Regions from separate parts of the Homo sapiens genome. Here region 1 is linked to region 2. A link is a loop called in an ENCODE intact Hi-C map of the cell type or tissue named here. Cell type or tissue: breast epithelium. All regions are shown on one strand. Links, peaks and the distances in the headings refer to the core of each region. The heading gives the core; the rest is flanking DNA.

The links. Peaks named below come from ENCODE experiments on the same cell type or tissue, not always from the same donor. Only the 100,000 strongest peaks of a DNase experiment are listed, where the experiment ranks them.
Region 1: it touches region 2 in a loop (14-fold over the local background); 2 of 110 quality-filtered maps call a loop at or near these places.

Annotation. Positions count from the first base shown.
Region 1 is chr18:59,680,761-59,689,612 of GRCh38, forward strand. All of the region lies in intron 2 of CCBE1 (collagen and calcium binding EGF domains 1), which reads right to left. Among named protein-coding and RNA genes, the nearest start is that of CCBE1, 12 kb to the right of the region's middle. In breast epithelium, for the core only: no CTCF peak of the experiment used is centred there; a DNase peak (open chromatin) is centred at 4,870.
Region 2 is chr18:59,267,778-59,276,629 of GRCh38, forward strand. It overlaps RAX (retina and anterior neural fold homeobox), which reads right to left and starts at 5,677. Exons shown (of 3, transcript NM_013435.3): 1 at 5,141-5,677; 2 at 4,584-4,837; 3 at 1-1,724. The coding sequence starts at 5,429. The coding sequence ends at 1,227. RefSeq lists an enhancer at 1,002-1,512 and silencers at 1,297-1,507, 1,473-1,632. In breast epithelium, for the core only: no CTCF peak of the experiment used is centred there; no DNase peak of the experiment used is centred there; H3K4me3 peaks cover 3,489 bases; H3K27me3 peaks cover 7,701 bases.

The sequences.
Region 1 (8,852 bases), core at 298-8,297, 410 kb after region 2:
GTGGAGATTCCCTTTCATCCATCAGGTTACAAACCCAGCCTTAACTACATTCCTTCCAAAGGAGCGTAGGTTAAAATGCAGATTAGACAGATTAACTTGCAAGCAGGAGAAAGAAGGAATCAAACTTCAAACCAGCGGCCTGTTGATCTCATGCTAAACTCAAGTGATACCTTTTTATTAAGCTGAGACTGCCTAAATATGGAAAGGATGTTAATAAATACAAAAACCTGATAATTATCTGGGTTATTCAAGAGAAGCCTCATCCTTTTAGGAAGGTAATTTGGCTGAGAAAAAAAAAAAAAAAAAGGAAAGCTGTTTGGTATCTTTTTAAACATATATAGCTAAGTTGCATAGCTGTCTTGTGTCACCATTTCCCTCGGAATCTTTAAACAGAGCCAAATATGGAACCAGAACCCGGAGCAGCAGAACGATGAAAATGGCAGCAAGGCCACAGCCAGCAAATTTGCACATGAAGTCTTTACGAGGGCCCTTAGAGACACTGAGCAGAGGCTCTTTGGTCCATAAAATAAGTACATTCAGAAGGAGACACGTGTTGAAAAATAAGTCTGTAATAGAAACCTTAGTAAATATAAGAAACATACTAAGTCCAGTATGTTAAGATAAAAGATGTGTAAGAAATTTTATGAGAAAGCTGATCTGATGTCCCCTTTTCTTCCCACTTTATTAGCAGGAGTCTGCCCAAAGGCAACTCAATTTCTCCTTTTTAGGAAGGGAGTGGGTGCCGTGGGACTACAGCTCTCCATGAAGCGAGGAAGCTGATACTTCACCCTGTGTTCTGCTATCCTATGGCACAGCACATGTTCAAAGCAAGCAGTGAAATGCGAGCCAGCCAGTGGCCAGCCAGGGCCCTTAACACTTTGATGGGCTCCTGCACTTACCCAGCATGAGCTTGCAGCAGATAGCAGCCCACTTTAAAGCATAGACCTGGGGAGTAAAAAGACTTTTTCCTTTTTAATAATTGGGGAAGAAACCATTAAAGCCATTCAAGAGATTAAATCCACAGTGCAAAGATGGCTATCATGTTTGTAAGGCTGATTAGAGATAAGTACTGCAGAGTCTCCCTCAGTCGAGATGATCACCCTTGTGTTAAGCAAATCCCCTGGGCTGTAAACTAAATGCGCTTCTGTTTACTCTGCTCTCTGTGAAGGTGGGAGTGGTCCCTGTCAGACGGTCAGACCTGGAAGGAACTCAAGCAAAGCCCCATCCCCTCCTCTGAGGTTCGGCGAGAGCCAGAGGGTTTCTGGAGGACCCTGCAGTGGAAGGTAGGGAGAGGGTAGGTCATTAAAAACCATGTCTCCCAGACCGGGCGCGTTGGCTCATGCCTGTAATCCCAGCACTTTGGGAGGCCAAGGTGGGCAGATCATGAGGTCTAGAAATCGAGACCATCCTGGCCAACATGGTGAAACCCTGTCTCTACTAAAAATACAAATATTAGCTGAGAGTGGTGGCATGCACCTGTAGTCCCAGCTACTGGGGAGGCTGAGGCAGGAGAATTGCTTGAACCCAGGAGGCGGAGGAGGTTGCAGTGAGCTGAGATCATGCCACTGCACTCCAGCCTGGCGACAGAGCAAGACACCATCTAAGAAAAGAGACCATGTCTCCCAAGTTCCAGAACCACGTGCTATCTGGTTATATTAGATCTTCTGATTCATTTTGATAAAACTTAAGATGCTAATTTCAAGTATATCAAGATTAAAATCTGACTATACTGAAACAGAGACCCCCCCCTTTAGCATCTGCTACATTTCCTTAGAGAACTCTCCAGTGAACAGATGAATTATGATGCCTCCATACAATTAAATGCCATGCTGTGAAATACCATGCTGTAAAATGGCTTAGCACCCTATTTAACCAGGAGTAAGTATTCCTTAGCTATTAACTGAAAAAAAGCAATTGTAGAATAAACCCATTTCTGTAAGTGGTAGGTCTAAGGATATCTTAGCATATGCATAGAAAGATTAGGAAAAGTAAACTCCAACCCTTTGATCGTCTTTACCCTGAAAGGGTGAAATTGGATGACCCTCAGTTCTAACTTGCACATTGCTATGGTGTAAAACACGCAGAGTAAATATTGCCATGATCATAAACAAGGTAAATAAAGTCTTAAAAAGAGAATGTCCAAAACAGAGTTCTTTCTTCTTGTGCCCCCCCTTCCCTGTAGGAACTACAGAGTGGAGCTTTCCTTTGTAAAGAAATTATCAAATAATCCCTCTGTCTTCTTTTTTCCAAACCTAACAATCTCCATTCCCTTGGGTAGGTCAGCTGGGATGGTAGAAAAAGTGATATATATTTTCATATACTTTCCTAGAAGAATAAAAGTGCTTTCCCCTCATCATGAAGGCAGTTTCTTTTGGGATCCAAACCCCTGAATATTAGAACCCTAAAGAGTGTGAGTGAAACTCTCACCTGTTCAAGGCATAAGGATTTAGATATGCTCCTAGTGCTCTGAGCTTCACAAGACAAACGCAGACATCACCTCAATGACACACACAGGAGCATGTGTCAAACGTGTTAGGAAAATCCAATAGTGGGTCAATCTGTGCTAGCAAATGAACACAACTCCTAAGATCACACAAGTCATACATTTAAAAGGCTGAACAGTGGGAATTTTTCTTTTTTTAAAAAGACAGTTGGCCAGGCGGGGTGGCTCACGCCTGTAATCCCAGCACTGTGGGAGGCTGAGGCAGGCGGATCACCTGAGGTCAGGAGTTTGAGACCAGCCTGGCCAACATGGCAAAACTGCATTTCCACTAAAAATACAAAAAAATTAGCCAGGAGTGGTGGCGCACGCCTGTAATCCCAGCTACTCAGGAGGCTGAGGCAGGAGAATTGCTTGAACCCAGGAGGTGGAGATTGCTGTGAGCCAAGATTGCATCACTGTACTCCAGCCTGGGTGACAGAGTGAGACTCCATCTCAAAAAAAGAGAGGAAAGAAAGGAAAAAGAAAGGAAAGAAAGCAAGCCAAGGAAGGATTCACTGAAGAGGCAGGACCTGGAGATGCCGCCTGAGTAAACAAAGCCAGATGGCCAAGGGCTGCAAGCTGGGGTGTCCCTGCTGGAGCATCCCAGTCAGTACACATGAGCTCCCACCTCACCCCCTACATCAGTGACCACCAAGACATGGTCCCGGCTGTGCCAAGACCTCAAACCCCTCCCTTCCCTAGGACAGCAGGGTAGCAGCTGGACCACCAGAACTCCCAGGGCCAGTTGTCTTCAGCCTAGAGCACCCTTTTTCATTGACCTTAATGTGGTCTCTGCTGATTATAATTTACCTATATTTTATGGCCTGAAAATATGCTTCTAAACACTGAGGGTTTCTGGAAATTGACTCACAAAGCAGTGGGGGTGGTGGAGATGCTGAGTAACTGTCAGGAGTCCACTCAGATCCTCTCATGCCTTATCATTAAATCTCCTTTCCTACACTTTGGGAGGCCAAGGCAAGCAGATCACCTGAGGCCAGGAGTTCAAGACCAGCCTGGCCAACATGGCGAAACCCTGTCTCTACAAAAAATACAAAAATTGGCCTGGCGTGGTGGCAAGCACCTGTAGTGCCAGCTACTCAGAAGGCTGAGGCACAAGAATCGCTTGAACCTGGGAGGCAGAGGTTGCAGTGAGCTAAGATCGTGCCACAGCACTCCAGCCTGGGTGATAGAGTGGGACTCTGTCTCAAAAAAAAAAATTCTCCATTACTATAATATCCTCAGTAATAGGTTGCCACGCTCAAACTAGCAAGCTCTGAAATGTATTAAACTCAGGTCACTTATGAACCACTTTGTGTTTTGCCAGCCTCAAATTCAGAGATTCTTCATTAAGAGCCTCGGGGTACCTCTATACACAAAATGCAGTTGCATTTCCTTTTATTTCTTGCTTTATAATCATTTCCATTTCTATGATTTAGTCAGCATAATTGCTGTTGTAACACTCAAAAAGACAATTACATATACAAACTATGCATTATAGACAGACATATTTGGAGACTGCCTGGTTTAAGGTCATGTAGTAAATACAGAGCTTGAGTTATAACTATCTGGTCAAACCACAGAAAGCATTATGTTGTGATGCATACAGTTAACTCAAGCCCGTAAGAAGCCTTTTGTTTTCTGGGGTGGAGGGTGAGGGGTTGAGAAATTCTTTCAGTTATCAGGAGGACTGGAGAGTAAAGGCGTACAGATGGGATGGGAGGAGAATCTTGGACAGCATGTAGATGTCCCATCATACCATGTAAAAAAAAATGTGTTTGATACTCACAAGGAAAGAAAAACACAGCTTGACACTGAAAAGCTTTCATTTATAATATACTGAGCCATGTTTATATCTTGGGAGAAGATTCATGCAGTGCAGCAACAAAGCAAAATATATTTTTTTTAATGCACCAAAGGTCATTGAGTAGCTTTAGACACCAAGCTGAGAGCCTACAATACAAAATAAAGAGTGATGGAATTTGCACCCTGAGATTTGGAATGGCTCAGCTTAAGAAACCAAGAACTCATGAGGAGTGTCCTATCCTTGATCCATTCTCCTATTAGTCCCTCCATCACTTCCCTGACACCCTCAAACCACCCCACACAGAATGGAAAGGGTCTAACAAATGAAGGATTGGAGACACCAGGCACAGTGACTGTCACCAAGGGACCACTGAGGGACCTGGACCTGCAGCAATTGCAAAGGACACAAGAGACCCTGGCTTAGTGGCCATGGAATAAACAAAGACCATTTACCCAGCTTCTGACAAAGAACCAGGCTGCTCACAACCTTATGCTTTCTCCTCAAGTTTAAGTCAGAGGTTTTCAGCATACTGGAATCACATGAGGAGCTTTAGAAATTCCTGGTGCCTGGCAACCACCTCCAGAGTTTCTGGCATGACTTTGGTGTGAAAGGTGGCAAGCCAAGGTATGTGGAGCAGCCTGAATGCTGGGAATTTTAAAAACCTCCTCGGATGATTTCTATGCGCAGTCAAGGCTGAGAATCACTGCCTAGCACCTTGCCAGGAAGAAGTAAACAACAGAACATTCTGTTGTTATAGTGATATAGTGACGATTAGGACCGTGCTTCTCAACACTTGATGTGCATAGGAAGCACCTAGTGACCTTGTCAGAATGCAAATTGTGATTGGGTAGGTCTGGGATGAAGCCTGGGCACCTGCATTTTTAACAGTGATGTCTTGCTGTGAACAGAATAGTTTCTAATCTCCCCAAATTTGGCACCATCCTGGAGAGAGGCTCTGCAGAAATGAAAGTTACATGTAACATCATAGTAAAGCTTAATCCCTGTTATTTTAGATAAAGCTTAATCTCCATTATTCTTCAATGATGAACAGAATTTCATTTCATTGGATAACTCAGGACATTGTGGACAGTGATATCCATGGAAAGCAAGGTATGTATGACCATGTGTCCCCTTTATTAAGTGGCATCAGTGTGTGCTGGGTTTTTGGGGTCAGTGGGAATGATTTTTGTGACTACTTTTGAGGACTTGTCCAACTTTTGTTTTTAACCACTGGGATGAATGTCACTGTTTCCAGCAGTCCTCCCTTCCTTTAAGTGCCTCTTTTCAATTTGCAGTTGGCAGAAAAGCAAGGTAACCACAATTGTCAGGCCATCAAAAGCCCAGTGGTTGAGAAGAACACAGGCTCCAGAGTCAGACTGCCTGGCTTTGAAGCCCAGCCCTGCCATGCACCTGCGTGTGACCTTGACACTATGTAAGAGCTTGCATATATATAAAGACAAGCTAGAACAGCTTCTGACAGTGAGTCCTCACACACAGGGCAATCTGAGGCACTCATCAGACAGTACTTGATGCTTTTGTATATCCATCTTTGGTTCCTCACCTCAAAGCCTTTTGTGATACCTATTTTTTGTGATGTTTTCTTTGTAATATCCATTTTGGATTCAAAGCTCCCTTTATCATCATCCCTTTCCTTCCCCACTTCCTCCTTTTTCAGCTGTGTTTCAGATATAAGTTGTTGCCAATCATATACAGTATCTCCCTCCCTATGTCCACCCAACTAGGCCAGTGTGATCTGCAGAAAACCAACAATACCAAAACCAATTTTACAGAATTTTTAAAACCCTTCAAACTTTCTCAGAGATAAAAGCCTGTTGATATTACATTGTAAGTTTTTCTAATCATTCAGATTTGGCCAGAACTACACTCCAGTGCATTTTTGTTTGGGGGCAACCTTGCCTCTAAAGGGCATTATCGTCTGCTCTCATACAACCTGCAGTTGGTTCAACAAGTCTGTGGTCTAAGTGGGTTCCCAGGAAGGCACCTCAGCTCTACCATGCAATTTCACACCACAAAAAAATTGAGCCATTTCTTTGTGGGAAAATTCCAAAATGAAGCAAGGACACATTATCAAGAGCAATCCAAATGAAAGCTAAGAGGTCACAGTCACAGAAAAAGCCACAGTGTGGTCTGTGCTGGCTTACAGATGCCCTCCAATCTTCGAGGAAATAGCGCTAGACAAAAGAAGAGGGTTACAAAGCTTACATTTGTCTATCTATGCACCTTTCTAAGTTTAGCCTACTTAAGTTAAAATGGACATGTTAAAGGTCATGAACGTCCACATAACGTTAAATTTTTTCACAACTTCATCTCCGTAGGATCCTATTTCTGAACAGATCTGTGCCTGTGTTTTTTTCTCTACACCACATCATTCCTTTACCTTCCTATTACATCAAATGATGAATTCCAGTTTCCTAACTTTTCCCTTCCTTTGCCAAAATACCATTATCAGACTTTGTTTCTCTCACTTCAGAATATTTCTTTTAGACTGTTCTCTCCTTCTCCACTACTGTTTTCCACAGTCATTGTTAAAGCCATCACTATTTAGGAGTCTCCATGAGCTTTGTGGAACAAAACAGCTGGTGTTAAAAGGAAGTTCAAAAATTCATAAGTTTAGGCTGGGTTCAAGTGGCTCACACCTGTAATCCCAGTACTTTGGGAGGCCGAGATGGGTGGATCACCTGAGGAGCTCAAGACCAGCCTGGCCAACATGGCAAAACCCCATCTCTACTAAAAATACAAAAAAATTAGCTGGGCGTGGTGGCACATGCTTATAGTCCCAGCTACTCTAGAGGCTGAGGCAGGAGAATCCCTTGAACCCCAGAGTTGGAGGTTGCAGTGAGCTGAGATTGCACCACTGCCCTCCAGCTTGGGCAACAGAGATTCCATTTGAAAAAAAAGAAATTCTTAAGTTTAATCACTGATATATTCTGCATAGGGTACCTGTATAGTGTTATAATATATTTTTAGCCATACATGGAAAAATATAAAGTTATAACTGATTCCGAATACCTTCAATGAAAATGGCTTTTTTTCCCTCGATGGGTATTCCTCCAAATATATGCTATCATTTGATCTTTGAATGTAAAAATTTTTCTACTATACTAATTCAAAACTAACATTTCGGCTAGGTGCGGTGGCTCATGCCTATAATCCCAACACTTTAGGAGGCTGAGGAGTTCAAGACCAGCCTGGACAACGTAGCAAGAATCCATCTCTACAAAAAATTAAATTAGTCAGGCATGGTGGTGGGCTCATGTAGTCCCAGCTACTCAGGAGGATGAAGCAGGAGGATAGCTTCAGCCTGGGAGATTGAGGCTGCAGTGAGATATGATTGCACCACTGTACTGCAGTCTAGGCAACAGAGTGAGACCATGTCTCAAAAAACAAAAACAAAAAACAAACCCTAACATGTTGAAATGTATGGAGAGGTGGCTTTCAGCCTACAAAGCGTGTGATAATTGATATGCAAATCAATGAGGTAAGGTAGCAAACCAAGGTAACACTCAAGGGTTATTCTATTGGCACAGGAAGGCTTGTCATGGAAAGCCATAGAAAGGCAGCAGGAAGTGAGTGCTCAATCAACTCCTTGCAATAAAGTCAGCTTCTTAGAAACTGGCAGATTATGCTCATTTCGAGTATCACTTAGGAATGATGACTTGAAAGAAGTTCCAGCTCAACAAAAACTATGATTCCTGGAGATCAGAAAACCAAGTGACAACTAAAGATGCTTGGCCAAGAAATCCAAACACTGTAATATAAATAAGGTGATACACAGGTAAGTGACCCAAAGATGAAGATGAGTAAGTGACCGTCCCAAGGTCACCTTGAGAATTCAGACATGTGGATGAGGTGTTATAGATGGAAAGCCCCAATCCTGGTGTTTGTATTAAAGTGGATCTACAGGAGTCAAGTTTTCTTTTGTAAGGGGCTAGGCAGTAAATATCTGGGACTTTGGGGGCCAAATTGGGATTCTGTGTGTTCTTTTGCAATGCTTTCAAGACAAAAACTACTCAAACTATTAGTAGTACAAGAACAAGCCATGGGCCCTAGTTTGCCAATCCCTGCTCTCTACCAAACTCCCAGGATTAGACGCTACCTGTTGAGAGCCCCCCTGTATCTCCCACCAGTTCTGTTTACATAGCCTCCTGTGGGACAGCCCACGGGGCTGACATCCGTCCCTGTCATTCCCAGAGGGCCAAGGATGAGAAGCTTCACTCCAGATGAGGCAAATAGAATGTCCCACAGGAGTGGCCAAGAAGGAAAGGTCTAGAACGGATGTGGTCCCAGTTTCTGAAGTCCTCAAGGTCATGGTAAGATGAACTAGTTCTACCACAACCAATAAGGTGGCAACATATTCATCCAAGCTTTCACATTGGCTCTTGGCACACATGGATCATACCTTAAAGCTAGAAAGATGCGACATTTTGCTTAATGAGGATTAAGTGTGTAGGCATCACTACCACCCCATTCTCTACAGGTGTTTCAAGCTGGAAACTAACTGTTCAAGAAGTGTCACATACTTATATGATGACAGATCTATAATGC
Region 2 (8,852 bases), core at 388-8,387:
AAGCGGGCTGAGATTTCGAGATTCCTTCCTCGCCCTAGAGCCGGCGCCAAAGAACTGCAGATACTGTCCAGGGCACGCCCGCAAGAACTAGCTCTCGGGGCGGTGGCGTAGGGCGCTCCAGGACACTCTCCGAGCGCGGCACCTCACCAGACGCGCCTTTTACCGAACTCTGGGTTGGCGAGTGTGGAGCGAGTTGGGGAGGTTAGAGAGTCTCGCGGCTCCGAAAAGGAAAAGCATCTCTTTGCCTCAGTTCTTGTACCGCTGGTGATCAACCTTGGGTGTTAGGGACTGGCACCGAACCGGAGATCTGCTTGGTGAACTGAGAGGAGTCCTTAGGAGAGCGGGGACGCCAGGGGCCGGGGGACACTTCGCTCTCGCCCTAGGGAAGGTGGTCTTGACGCTTTCTATTGAAGTCAAACTTGAAAATATCAGCTGCCGCTGGACTATGGGGCTAGCGGGGGAACTGGGAGCGCGCTAGCATCTGAGCCTTAGCCCCATCCACTCCGGACCCCAAGCGCGCACGCCGGCTCCAGGGAAGGGCGCCTCTGGTCTAGGCCGCCGAAGCGTTCGGAATGGGGACGATTCTCTGCTGCAGCGAAGTGTCCCTAGAATTTTCACAAGGAAACCCTGAGCTTCTTCTCAGTCCTCCTCTTTCCCTGACCCACCCTGTCCGTCAACGCACCCTCCTCCCGTACCCCAATATTCACTCCTCTCCCCAAGTCCTGAGCGTGCTTAAACAGAGTCGAAACAAAACAAGCATGTCTTTAATTCTCCTCTCAAATAGTTTGAAACTACTTATACAAAAGTTTCTCAAACTCTATTTTTCCGCCTCCCCTGCTTCCCTGTTATGGTTATCTGGGGGTCTCCAAGCCTCCTGGGAATGGCCAAGTTTAGGAGCTTCAGCCTGTTTGGGCCTGGAGGCTCCAGCGCCTGCGGTGATGGGAGCGGCGTGGCCAGCGGGGCCCGGCAGCCTGTTGCCCTCCAGCTGCAGGGCTGAGGTCCGCGAAGTGCGTTGAGGCGGCCAGAGGGCCTCTCCTCAGGCCTGAAAGTCGCCCTTCTCCCCGTGCATCGGGAGCAGGCGCGTGGCCCTGAACTATGCTTGGCGGGTGGCTGCAGGCGACAGGGAAAGAGGGGCCGAGCTGGGGAGGGGGGTTGTCCCTGGGAGAGAGGATGCGGGTACGGTGCGGTCGGCCCGGGGTCGGATCCCAAGACGTTCCCCAGTGCCCCTAGAGGGCCTGCCACGGCTTCCCGATGGCCTGGATGTGCTCCTTGGCTTTCAGACGCAGCGCCGCGATGCTGCTGTTGCGCGGGTCCGCCTCGTCCAGCGGGAACTTGTCCCCGAAGCCGGGCCCGCACGGGTAGGAGGGCGGCGGCGGCGCGAGAGGTTGCAGGCCGGGGCCCAACGGCGGGGAGTTCAGGAAGGGCGGAGGCGGCGGCGGTGGCGTGTAGCTGGCAGGCAGGCTCTGCGCCGGCGGCCCGAAGCCCGGCAGGCTCTGCAGCGCCGTGGCGCCCCCGCCCGGCAGCGGCGGCCCGAGCCAGGACTCCAGCGGCAGCGCGCCCCCAGCCGGCCCGCCACCGCTGCCCGGGCCCGCCCCGAGGGGCGACAGCGTCGCGGAGGGCGGGGAGCGGCTGAAGGAGAGGAGGGGCGAGTCCTGCAGCTTCATGGAGGACACTTCCAGCTTCTCCTGCCGCCGCCACTTAGCCCGTCGGTTCTGGAACCACACCTGCAGGAGAGAGCACAGGGGCCGTCGGGCAGCAGCGGAGGCTGCGGCCGCGTCCCCAACCCTGAGCCGGTTCAGCTCGGCGGGCTCCACTCCGTCCCCCTCAAATAAAACTAGGGGCGCAACTGTTATGCATGTGCCGAGAGAGGCCCGGATCTTCCTTCCTTCCACCCACTCCTACTCCTCCCACCCCGCGTTCTCTTTTCTTTTCCATCCCCTTTCTCTCTCTCTCTCTCTCTCTTTTTTTTTTTTTTTTGGCCTCTTCTCTCCATTATCGCCTCTTCTGAGTCTCTTTGTCCCATCCTAGTCCTCCGTGGCGTCCCACCCTTTTCTCTGTTTATCCATAGCTGTGGTTGTATCTGTTTCCAACTCCTAGTGCGTAGCAGAAGCTCAGAAAAAAAAAGTGAATTTAACTCCGCAATCGAATCGTAGAACTTTGAAACGAGATCTCACCAATTTTCTGTGACCTTCTGGTTGGCAGCCCCTCCTAACAGTTTAGACTTGCTTGTTCTCTGTATGGTACAGATCTAAGTTGCTGTATTTTGGTCTCAGACTTTCTCTGCTTTACCTACCCTTTGTCTCTAAATACAGGTATAAATAAATATTGTTAAGTAGAGTAATTGGCAAGAATGGGCGTTAAAATTCAGCTCTTTTCACGGATTACTGGTTATGATAACTAGATAGGAGCAAGTGGGGTTTATTTTGCCCCAACCATATTTGAATTGCTGCTTTAATATTTTTATTTTTATTTAATTAATGTCTGCTTACTATTTCTGCTGTTTGTTATTACTTTCAAGGAGTACAATCATTCCAGTCTATTATATCTACTTTTACATTACAAAGTTAATTTTGACATTACCCTAAGACCTTAGCTCAATGACAAGGTTTTTTGCTTCTTCTTCTTTATCTGTACGAAGTCCTTGCCAAGAGTAACGTCGGGTTCTTCCAATGAAACTTCATTACTGATTTGATAAAAGTGCTGGAATATGTGTAATTACATTTTTACTACCAGTTCCACCTTCACAGGCAAGACAGAGAATCCGTTTAGTAGAGAACACAAAAGAATTTCAGCCAAACTGGTGGCTTTAGTGCTATATTTATGAAGGGAAATGGGGAGATTGTTGCAACCTCAGAAGGGAGAAAGTAGTTTTCAGTCAATAAGGGCAGGGGACCCCCGAGGAGAGCTGAAAGAACAGCAATCCAGCACCCAAGCACCGCAGGGCAAGTGTGTGAGAGGCTGCAATTAGGGAGAAAAAGAGAAACAACAAAAGTGTAAGTACCCTGTACCATCCTAGAAAAGATTCATCTGCATATCTAAGGCCTCAAGTCTCCCTTAAATATTAGATACTTGCCAACAGTAGAGAAAAGAAACACTGATTTGGGTGAGGGCTCCTGTCCCACCACCTTCTCGGCTTCCCTGTCTGTCCCACTCAATTCCCTACCACATCAGCTGTAGCCTTCAGATCTAGTGTCCCAGGTTATAGACTGAAGGATTGAGGTCGGTTATTGCAATGCTCTACTGCTGCCCTCGGTGTGGGAGATCCTGCCTAGTATCTCTACCATCTGATTACATCATAGTCATGTGTTAAGAATGGCCATATGCTGGGTGCTGTGCTGGCCCTGTGGTCACAAAGAAGTCACAGACACTGTTCTCAAGAATCTCACAACTTAGAGGAGAAGCCAAAACTCCTGAACAAGTAATGAGGGAGGATGCAGGTGGGCTCAAGTGCCCAGGGAGCTGAGTCTGCTTTGCTTGGATTCTGTAGGGTACTGGAAGGCTTTGCCTCTACTCTTTCTCTTGTATTCATTCCCTCTCCCATCCTTCTTTTTTTGAAAGCAGGTGATAAAATTTCCACCCCTTCAGTGAAATCACTGCAGCTTTACTGCCCCAAATTAGGAGACATTGAACTGTCCTTGCTGGTTAATCCCAAGTCACATTAGGGAATTATATTTTTTAAGCCATGACTTTTACTCATTACTTTCAACTCTTAAACTAAGCAGAAAAGAAAAAGCAGCAGCTTGTCCTCTTTTACTTTTAAGACATGGATAAAAGCTCCGAACACTTGAGTGTTCTCATTTCCTGGAAATCTAATTTATTAGACACACACAAAAATCCCATCTTAGTTCCACTGCCTTTCAGATGCAGTGAAATTTGTTCCCAATGTCTCTCTTTCAGCCCTCTGTAAACTCTCCCAATTTGGAAATCCTCCCAGATTTTTCACAGATGACTAGCAAATATTTAAGGCTTTCAAATATTTTAATGATCAGGGATTAAAGATAATTCAGCTTTAATTAAAGCGAAAACCCCTTTACAATAAAAAGAAAAGGCCTTTGCAGCGAGAAGTTTGGTTGGATGTGCACCAGAAAAGGAAAAGTCAGTTTCTTAAATAAATCCACCCGAAGTTTCAACTGCGAGGTGCCAGGCCCTTCGCAAGGAAACAGGGTTTTCGTTTCCAACTCGGTATTCGCAGCTAGTGACGAGGGTGGCATTTGGGGCCCCAATCCTGTCACCCTCGATCACTACCTGCATTCCATTTCCACTCAGCAACCCCCAACCCCTTCCTGGCTATGTCTAATGAGCTGTCGGCCTCTTCATCTTGCAAGTCATTCCCATCTTCTATTTTGAGTTTAGAAGAGGGAAACCCCCAAAGGGGAGCTCGTACTACAAACTGGAACAGACTGCTTGAAGGGCGATGCACAGGGAACATCGAAGATCTGTGCCTCTCCCTTGAGACTCTGGGCATGCCAAGTCGAGGAAGGACAGTAATAAATGCATGGACACCCGTGAATTCCGAGAAGCATTGGCTGCAATTTGGGCCTCGGGCCCTCCCAGATCCCAGTTCCTCAACCTGGGCGCTTTACCTGGACCCGGACCTCTGGTAGGTTGACCTTGCCGGCCAGCTCCTCGCGGCTGTACACGTCCGGGTAGTGGGACTTCTCGAACGCGCGCTCCAGCTCATGCAGCTGGTACGTGGTGAAAGTCGTGCGGTTCCGCCGATGCTTTTTCTTGGGCTGTTCCTCCTCTGACAGTTTCGCTTCGCCGGTGGCTGGCCCGACGGGCAGCCCTGGGCTCGGCCGTGCCTCCCCGGGCTCCTTGGGGCAGTAGGGTCGAGGGGCTGGGGCGACGAGGCCCGGGAGGGTCAGATGCACTCCCCAAAACACCCTTGGGCCGACCCCGCCTCGCTGTGGGCACTGGCCAGCCCGCCTGCGGGCTCCGAGATGGCCCGGGGAGGTCCGTGGTGAGGGCGGCGATGGGTCCTAAGCTTTCTCTGAATGCAAATTGGAAGCTCCCGCCATAGACGGTCCCCAACCCCGCGCCCAGTTGCCTTAATAAAAGTTAAGGAAGGGGCGCTCTCGTCTGGCCAACTCCTAAGCTCGGGCGCCCGAACGGCCTCGCACAGCCAGGGGTGCGCACTCACCTTCGTACTCGGGGGCGGGCGCCGGGGCTGGCGGCGGGGAGGGCTCGGAGCCTTCCTCGGGCGCCTTGGGGCAGGCGGGCCGCGCGCCCAGCCTCCTATCCCGCTCCTTCGCGCCCCGGGCGCCCCGCTCCGCCGGGAAGGTGCCGAGGATCCCGTCGTCCTTGGTAAACCCCAGGATGGCCTCGATGCTGTGAAGTCGCGAGGTGCTCCCGCCCGGGCTGCGGAGCAGGTGGCCGGCAAGCGAGAAGCTCCCGTCGGCCATGGCTGGCGCGCAGCCCGGCAGGTGCATGGGGAGCGCCGGGAGGCGGGAGGGCGCTTTGGAGACGGAGAGGAGAGGCTCGAAGCCGGGTCTTCCCGAGTGCGGCGGTGCAACCCGACGGGTCCCGACCCTAGGTCAAGCTCCGCGGGCGAAGCCCGCCCGGGCTGCGCACGCTGGGGGTGGCCGAGCGCTCAGCCCGCTGCCGCCTTAGTCCCAGAAGTCGGAAGTTCGGGCTCGGGGTAGCTGGGGCTCTCGGCGCTAAAGGCGGGGAGCCAACTGGCCCTCGGCTCCTCCCCTCTCGCCCTGGACCCAGCCCCTTCTCTCGGCCCCTCCCTCCACAGAGGGGCGTGTCCTCACCCGGCCCAGCCACAGGGTCCTCTAGTGGCCACCCCTGGGCCGGCACTAGGAATATTCCCCTTCCACCTCTTGATCCGTTTTAAGCTTTACAAACACACTCCGGGGATCCGCGGCGGGATGCCTGATGGGCTCGGGAACCTGGTCGCGGCGCACCCCTAGTCCTGCCTCAGTGGGGCCGACGCCCTTGGGCTCATCTCTCCCCTTGCGTTTGTCTCCCTCTACTTCGGGCTTACCCTCTCACTTCAGACTACCCCCTGGGGGTCACCTCCCTCCTTGGACGCACCCCTCCCCAGCTTCAGACTCGCCCCTCTAGCCCCCTCTGGCTCACCTCCGCGGGGCCGCCACCCTGGCCTGTGCCCCCTGGAAGCGCCGAGACCCAGCCGAAGGCTTCCCAGCCCCGCACTCGTCGCAGTTTGAATTTCCCCTCGCTGGCTCCCTTTTCGGGACCCACTCCTTTCTTGGCTGGGTTGTACGAAGTCCCGGACCTCGCGTTTAGTTTGTCCGTCTATATCTGTTGTAACTCCTCCCAGTCCCCTCGGACTTGAGCGCCGGCAGCCTCCCTCCTTCCCCGCAGCGCCCACCCCAGGGCCATTTATGTCCGCAAGTCCGGTGACCTCTAGCGCCCGATCGCCCAGCAGGAGACTGGGAGCCCCGAGTCGGATGTGCTGCCGGGCTCAGGTCCCGCAGGAGACCCACCTGGAGTTCCTCGCTCCCGCCCCTTGTCCTGCGGGGAGGGCGGGCTCCTTTACTGATGAGCAGCGGTGTCGCACTCCCGCCTCCCTCCAACACTCCGGGCCAAGGAGATGGCCCAGAGCTGGCTGGGGAAGGACCTTCTCCCGGGGAAGAGGCCTCTCGCCTCCCCGAGGGTTCAGGAGTAATTGGCTTGCAGTTCTTTCTCCTTTGGACCCCCTCGAGGCTTCCGTGGCCCACAGTGACTGATCGGCCACTTGGAAAGATGATTGGATAGGGTGAGTGTGTTTCACCTCCAGCAGCGCGGATGGACAATGGCGCTGTGAACGTCTCACCCCTCAAATCTGAGGCGAGACCCGAGGCGAGCGCTTGGCCTTCCCTGAACTGGTGGCCTGAACCGTGAATTAAAATGCTTTCCTATAAAAGCTCAAGGACCTAGAGGACAATATCCCTAAAATCTCCTTTTCAGTAGGCGCTCTGATCTCCACAGCAGGGGTGTCTTCTTTATCCCGCTTGCGTTCAGACAAGCGTTTGCTGCGTCCCTTTAGAGGGCAAGGCAACCGTCGAGGGCCACGTCGTGGGCATCAAACAAATTGGGAAAGGCCAGGGCCGTTGGCCTGGTGGAGTTTAACGTCCAGTCTGGAAGACAAGACAAAGGAAGAGGGAAAACACACATCCTCAGATCCCCAACCTTTAAATTGGTGTTAGAAGGATGTTTGCGGAGGACAAGTCAATTTCTTAAGGATCATTCAATGGTTAATTCCCCATGATGGGCATATCTACTTTTAATAAAACTATATAATGGCAAACTAAAATAAGGGCAAGCATGTGACTGCAGGAGATAGAAATTGAACTAATTCAAGTCAGAAATTATCTTTTAAGAAAAAAGCTAAAATTAATGAAAGTTAATAGCACTTTACAGTGTTCACATATTACTTTATTTACTTATTATTTATTTGTCTGTTTATTTTAGAGACAGGGTCCCTCTCTGTTGCCCAGGCTGGAGTGCAGTGGCATGATGGTGGCTCACTGCAGCCTGGAACTCCTGGGCTCAAGCAATTCTCTCGACATGTCACTTTGTAGGTTTCAGAATCTTCTCACATTCTTCATGTCATCTGATCTTCACAACCTTGTGAGGTGAGCAGGACAGACATATTGGTCCCCATTTTACAGAAGAGGAAACTGAGGCTCAAAGTGATACAGCTATTAAGTGGAAGGGTCAGGACTAGAACTCAGGCCACTGACTCCTTGTCCAGTGTTTTCTGCCTGCAGCTCATTTGTAATTATTATTGTAGTGTGTGATCTTTTTGAAAAGAATCAAAGCCCATCTTAGCCTGCAGTCTGTCTTTAATCCTTCCCTGAGACTGGATTCTGCATCTAAGAGGCGGAGGTAGAAGCAGTTTAGCTCCCAGAAGAAATAAAGTCAGAGCCTATAGAGAGTGGGCTTTGGGTACCGGCATCCAGGGCAAATTAACAAACCCTCTGGAAAGTCCCCTGACAGACCAGGTTTTGCCTCCTCCTCCGCCCCTCCTCCACCTTTCCAGGGCCCACAAATGGCCTGGTGGCACCCGAAAAGGTCTGACTGCCAGTGACATAGACCAGGTGGCTGACGTGCTGAGGTGGTGGTGATCAGAGGGCAGCTGTGGGGATAATTAATTGGTATTTGTTGTTCCCCCTCTGACCGAGAATGCTTTTTATGCAAACTTCCCCAATATTAAATTGATCTCGATAATCACCGCTAAACAAAGATTGGCAGCGTTTCCTTAAGCTCCTGCCCACACGCTGCTAAGGGGTTTATGGCCTTGTTTTCCAAAGTTAATTCCTCTGGAACTGCCCAGCTCCTCCTAATAAGTCCAGGTGAGGTTAGCTTTTATTTACTGTTTGTTTCAGAGTCTGGGGAAAAAAGCAGAAAAGACTTCAACAGCCACTGGCGAGGGCAGGGGTGGTGGTGATGGGGGTGGGGGAGACAGGGCAGAGGAGGACAAGGGGGAGTTGGGGCTTCCTTTGTGCAGGACATAAAGAGCTAGTCAGTACCATTGTGGGCACGGTGGAGGGTACTCCAAGCAATCAGCCGGGGGTCATTGTTAGGGGCTAATCTACGTGTGTATTTCCCAAGAACTCGATTAGGGAAGATGAATGGACTGGGCCATGTCCCTAATTCTTCTAGCATGAAGCTGCATTTTTCCAGCAGTTAGGCTAGCTCATAATCAGCCCTGCTTCAGCAACAGTAAGGAGCCTGGCTTCTGAACCCCACCTCTGATTAATTCATTAATTCATTAGATGGATCAAAGAAAACCCCTCCTTCCATCCCCCACCTGCGGCCAACCTTAGACACAGCTAAAGCCCCATTAAACTTCGGATGGTTGGGAGACACACATTTCCAAACGTGAGGAAGTTGTAGTATAA